Linked DNA regions of Homo sapiens: region 1 is linked to region 2. A link is a loop called in an ENCODE intact Hi-C map of the cell type or tissue named here. Cell type or tissue: endothelial cell of umbilical vein. All regions are shown on one strand. Links, peaks and the distances in the headings refer to the core of each region. The heading gives the core; the rest is flanking DNA.

Region 1 (2,910 bases), core at 167-2,666, 320 kb after region 2:
ATTATTTGCATATGAGATAACCTGTTCTGAAGTATCAAAAGAATAGCTGTTTGTATTTTAGGGATAGGAGACAAGGCCAAAAACTAAACTACCACGAACAGTGGGGGCTCTGAGATTTAATGCTTAAAGGGTAGAGCTTACTTCTAAGAAAATATCAAAGCAATTTTAAATTCTTTTATGTAATGATGAATTATCATTTCAAGGATTCTCAAATGAGCAATATCTAGTCATCTTAAAAACTTAGGTAAGGCCAGGCACGGTGGCACACACCTGTAATCCCAGCACTTTGGGAGGCCCAGGTGGGTGGATCACCTGAGGTCAGGAGTTCAAGACCAGCCTGACTAACATGGTGAATCCCAGTCTCTACTAAATACAAAAAAAAAATCAGCCAAGCGTGGTGGTACATGCCTGTAATCCCAGCTACTCAGGAGGCTGAGGCAGAATCGTTTGAATCTGGAAGGTGAAGGTTGTAGTGAGCCAAGATCGCGCCACTGCACTCCATCCTGGGCAACAAGAATGAAACTTCAACTCAAAAAAAAAAAAAAATAAAATAAATTAGGTAATCTAGTGATTAAGAGGACATACGGAAACAAGCAGAATCATGTCCCGTCAAAGACTTTCAAACTGCAGAACTCTTTGGATGGTAAATTGAAAATCAGATCAAAAATCACAAAAATGTACATTCTCTCTGAACTAGCTATTATATTTTTAGCAATACATGCAAATGAAATGTAAAAATTCAAAAAAATTAAACTGCACTATTTATGATAGCACAACTGTGACTGAAACAAAGTGGAAAAAAATGCCTATCATTACAGTGTTCATTTAATTAAGCTTTCATTAAGAATTATTATTGTAAAATATTTTTATCTCATGTAAAATATTTATGATAAATTATTAAGTTAAAACTGGGTAAAGAAAAAGCAGGCTTATGTAATATAATGTTAATAGTATTTAAACATGTATTATTACTTTAATTGTATTCTTGTTTAAGTTTTTCTGCAATAACCATGTAATACTCATATGTAATCAGAAAAGGTTTAAAAATGTAAGAACAATTATTAATTGGTCAGGGAATCATATCAGATAATGGCCAACTTTTTTTTTTTAATTTACCAAGCTTTCTTTTAAAGTTATTGTGAACTTAAATCTTGGTAAATACATCATTTGTTTGTAGAAGATCTCAAGCAATGACATTTTATGACATCATTATGATAACATAAAAGAAAGATAGCTAAGCAGAAAAGTCAAGAATAAGTTCTCAACTTTTACACACAGGCCATTTAAGAAGCAAATGAATGATTAAAAAAATCTTATAAGAAAATACAAATTATACATCCTTAAATTTCACTTGGTCCTTGCCCTCTTGAATTTTACTTGGCCTCCCAAGTTATCCTTCATGATCACTAAGGCATAACCAGCTCACTATCTACAATATAAAATATGTGAAGTGATGCAGCAGTATGCCAGGAAAGTAGCATGTATGAAAAAGTACTAAGGGCAAAATATGGTGAGGCAGAAAAAGAGAAAGAAAATACACAACCTCCTTACTTCAATACCAAAGGAGTTTACCTTTAGATACGTAACACTAGCACCATCTGGTGGAGGACAAGTTAGAAGCAATTCTTCAATTACCAGCGTTTTGTTTTTGTTTTTTTAAGTTTGTTATGTTTCAAAAAAGATGATCATTTTCCACAGAGAACAACTCTAGTAGTGGTACAGTTATCACACAGAGGATCCACACCAAGCCTGGGAGAAAATAAAAAGTCTACCAACCAGAGGATCTAAGTATACTCCAGGATGGACATCCTATCAAATCTTAGCTACAGAGCAGTCTTTCAAAAGAACAGAATTATCTTGGCTACTTCTCTTTTGGTGCCCCATACCACAGTGGATGAAAAGAACACTTTCCAACCACAAAATAAACCTAAAATGGACAGACCCGAATTACCAACTAAAAAGCAGAGCTTTAATTTGGATTTTGGGGTTCCAAACTTCACAGAGATGACAAACTCAATGGTACCTTCAAATGCCATCATGGGGAAAAGCAAATCAACAAACTGAAGGACAAAAAAGATGGAAAGTTTGTTTCCTATTTGTAGATTAAGTACCTCTACTGAGGTAGAAGAAATTTCAACAAAGAATGGCGTAAGCAGAAATTGTTTCCCCTTACCTTCCACAGTAAGCATCTCACTCTCTCTCTCTCTTCCCTCTCTCCCCGCATTCTGCTTTTCTCTTTCAAAATCCCTCTTTTATCTTTTTTCTCTACCTGTATCTGATACCAACATAAAGTTGTTGCCATACCATAAAGTATTTAATGGTACCACTAAGGAAACTAAAGAAAAAAACTGCCACAGGACCAAACACAAGACCTGATGCGTAAGTGGCATTCGACTAGGCAAGAGGCAAGGGCCTGGTTGATACTGGGACAGGAAAAGCAGGCTCATAGAGAGGAAGGAACACTAACTGTGGAAGAAACCGTTGTTTGCAACAGTACTATAAACATTCCAGGTTCACTGCTAACAAGATACAAAACCTAAGGGGGCAGGGAATAAACACTATTCTAATTTTATAATTAAAATGGTCTTTGGTCAACATTTTGAAATGTATTGGCTTAAAAAACATGGTATGTCAACCCACCTGCCATCCCCACAAAGCACCCAAAAGTTGCTTCTCCTGATTCTTGCACTTAACTCCAAAATTATTTATGTCTTTTGTACTCAAATTTGTATTTACTCATATAATACCAGATTATCTGTATTTGTTTATACTTTTCAAGTGCACCTTCATTCAGATACAAATCTGAGAGCTGCACAGAGAATTGTGAAGTTTGCTTAACAAAGGGAAAAGTTTGCATCATTTTGCATCATTTACTCTTCCACTGCTCCTATGTTTTGTTTTGTTTTTATT
Region 2 (2,910 bases), core at 261-2,760:
CATGATCAGAAATCTTGTGAGTGCTGTTTTAGGTGATACATCACCAAGAATTCTTACATTAGGAAAGTAACCATATTATCTGAGATCGTTTGCTGTAGGGAAACCTGCAGCAAATTTTGCACTAGCTAAATTTGTTTAGCTAAATTTTGCACTTTACAAAATAATAGAAAAATTCATTCGACTCTCCCCTCAATGTATAGCATGGTCGTCTCATCACCTTGCAGTTTGTCTCATATGCTTGTGTTGAGCTCTTTTAACAGGACTTCCACCAATAAATTCAAGTTTTTATTCTTGTTTATAACCGGCATTTCCAGGTCCGGCCAGGTCCAAAAAAAAAAAAAAGGAATTGAGGGTTTGCATCGTTTTTCAATATAACTGGAAGCTGTTTTATCACTTTGTATTTTGAGAACCGCTCCCTTTCCCGCACACGCATTGCTGCCTCCTCTCGGGCTTGGTTAATGAGTCTGTGCGCCAAGCCAGGTCGCTCCGGGCAGTTCGCGCTTCCGCGCCTCGGCACTCGGATGACCGTGTCCTATTCGTCTCTCTCGTGAATGTCGCTGAAAAAAAATAAAAGTTTGTTCTAAGCCCGTGGCATTTCCGCGCGCAGATGGAAAGGCAAGTGGGAGAGGAGGGTGCAGGTGCGGGGCGGGCGCGGCGGCCCCTTCAGGCGCCGGGGGCTGGGCTGCCCCCGGCCGGGAGCAGCTCCGCTCCGCGCACGTGGCTGTGGGCGCTGCGGACGGGGGACGGCAGGCGGGGGACGGCAGGCGGGGAGTGGAGGGTGCAGTGCCCGCAGGTGCCGACGGCTTCCTCCCAGAGCCCTTCGCGCCGCGCCTTGCCTGGCTGGTGGCGCGGGGAAACCATGGCAGCATTGCGGCTCCGGCGGGCGGGCTCTGCGCGGGGCCCCACCGAGCTTTCCGGGAGCCTCTCCCGCAGCCGATGGGCATCTAGGGGCGCAGAACGAAGAGTGGGCGCCGAAACGGGTGTAGGCGCTGGAGGCCGACGGGGAGGCCCGGGGCGGTCAGGCTTCTCGGTAGAGAGGGCCGTGCACCTCGCGGCCTGCGGGCTAAGGCGGGGAGCCGCTCCTGCGGCGGCCGGGCGCGCGGACTGGAGGGAGGGAAGCGCCACGGACTGGGGAACCGGGGTGACGGGGAGACGGGGGGGCTGGTGGGGTGAGGTCGGCGGGCAGCAGCCAAGTGTTCTGCAGCTCCGAACCCCGCCACCCTCTGGGCGAACGGAATGGCACCCGCGGAGACGGGCGGGGACGGGCGAAAGCGGGTTTGCTCCGACCCGAAGCTGAGCCCGGGTTGGAGGGCGAGACCGTAGGCGAGAATGGCCGCGCGGGCTGGGAGACCCGGGCCGGTATGGAGTGAGTGGAGCCGCCCGAGGTAGGGTAGTTGGGGATGGTAGTTGTGAAGACAGTCGGAGTCTAGCTCCGGGCAGACGAAACACCGGGGCGCGCCAGGGTCCGTTTCCTCCTTCTCTCTGCTTTCCCACCAGCCCTGTAGATACGGAGCCAGCAGTCGGGCTAGAGCGGAGGCTGAGGGTCGCGGTTCCAAGGGCGGTCTCTCGCCCCGGGTCAGGCCCCACCCCGCGGTGGCGGTCGCGTGGCGCTGTCCTGGAGTTGAGCTGTCCCCGCGCCGCGGCCCGCACGCCCAGGACCGCACACCGCCGCCCGCAGGCAGAGACGCCTGCAACCTCGCCCTCTCGCCCGGCTCCCAGCTCGGGGCTGGGAACCGGAAAGGTGCATTTCCGTGTGGGGTGGGGGCGATTCCCGGCTGTCGGCGGTGGGGCTAGGCCTTGCGGCGGATGAGCCAGACCTTCCCGGCTTTCCAGCCAGCCGGGTTCGGGATTTCCCGACGGTCGGACGGGTGGAGGCGAGGATGGGCCGCTATCCCCCAGCCTCTTCAGGAAGAAGCCGTAGGGCCAAGGAAGGGATGGGTGACGGGGCTCACACCATTCCAGCGCTGCCCTCGAACTCGCGGGCCTCCGTTCCCTTTGCAGTCACTTGGTGTGCGCCCCAGTCCCGGGCAACATTACTGCCCGCGGGCGCCTTGTGTGCATGGCTGCTGCCTGCGGCGCACCGGCCTGAGCCTGGAGGGAGGTGCGGGGCGGGAGAGGCGGCCCTCCCTGGGTCTCCCCTGCCTGTCACATCTGCACTTATTTAAAGCTCGGCTGGTGGTCCGCGCTCTCTGGAATGCCAGTTGCGGGCCTGGCCTCCTACGGCATTTGCACTGATTAGCTAGCGGGTCATGGGGGAGATGAGGGGCTTAGGGGGGCAGACCGGAGGTTCACAGTATTCCGCCTGCCTCTGTCCCGCGTGCTAATCGGAGCCCAGTGATTCCCGCTGCACCAATGGCTGAGTGTGTTAGGGAGCAGAAAACCGAACTTGAAGGATGTTGGATGCGTCTGGGAACCGGCCATTGCCACTTAGTAGTATGTTGTGGGCCGGCGCGCACACATGACCCTAAATCTCTGCAGGCTCTAGCGCTGAAGCGGGCGGAGAAGGGGAACAAGTGCTGTGACCCCAAGTCCTAAAAGTTTGTACGCAGTGTCTGGGATATGCAGTATCCTTGATGCGAAACTCTTAAATGTTTGCTGGTGCAAGTCCATACAAAACGAGGTTGGCCTGCCTCGCTTAAAATACCGTACACAAAGCGTAAAAAAGGCACGGGCAATCCGCATCGAGGACGCCACCCCAAGCGCAAGAGGCCCGGTGCAAATTCATCGCTGAAAAACAAGCTGGGTTCTAATTTACTGTGACTCCCACGGGCGCAGGGGTTGGGAGGAGAAGCAAAGGGGGACATTTTTTTATTTTTGAAGCCTCAAAAAGTTCGATCTGATTTTGCATTTGCCTTTGGACTTGGTATAATTAAGGGTGAAAATAAGGCCCCTCTGTATTTCTATTCCCCT

What was found. Peaks named below come from ENCODE experiments on the same cell type or tissue, not always from the same donor. Only the 100,000 strongest peaks of a DNase experiment are listed, where the experiment ranks them.
Region 1: a loop joins it to region 2, with 5 times the contacts of the local background. A loop is called at or near these places in 10 of 110 quality-filtered maps.

Annotation. Positions count from the first base shown.
Region 1 is chr2:45,493,281-45,496,190 of GRCh38, forward strand. The region is part of intron 14 of SRBD1 (S1 RNA binding domain 1); the gene reads right to left. Among named protein-coding and RNA genes, the nearest start is that of SRBD1, 120 kb to the right of the region's middle. In endothelial cell of umbilical vein, for the core only: a CTCF peak has its summit at 1,604 (motif pointing left); a DNase peak (open chromatin) is centred at 1,581.
Region 2 is chr2:45,168,321-45,171,230 of GRCh38, forward strand. No RefSeq gene overlaps it. Among named protein-coding and RNA genes, the nearest start is that of LINC01121, 85 kb to the right of the region's middle. RefSeq lists enhancers at 772-1,272, 2,138-2,767. In endothelial cell of umbilical vein, for the core only: no CTCF peak of the experiment used is centred there; DNase peaks (open chromatin) are centred at 1,401 and 1,841; H3K4me3 peaks cover 1,993 bases.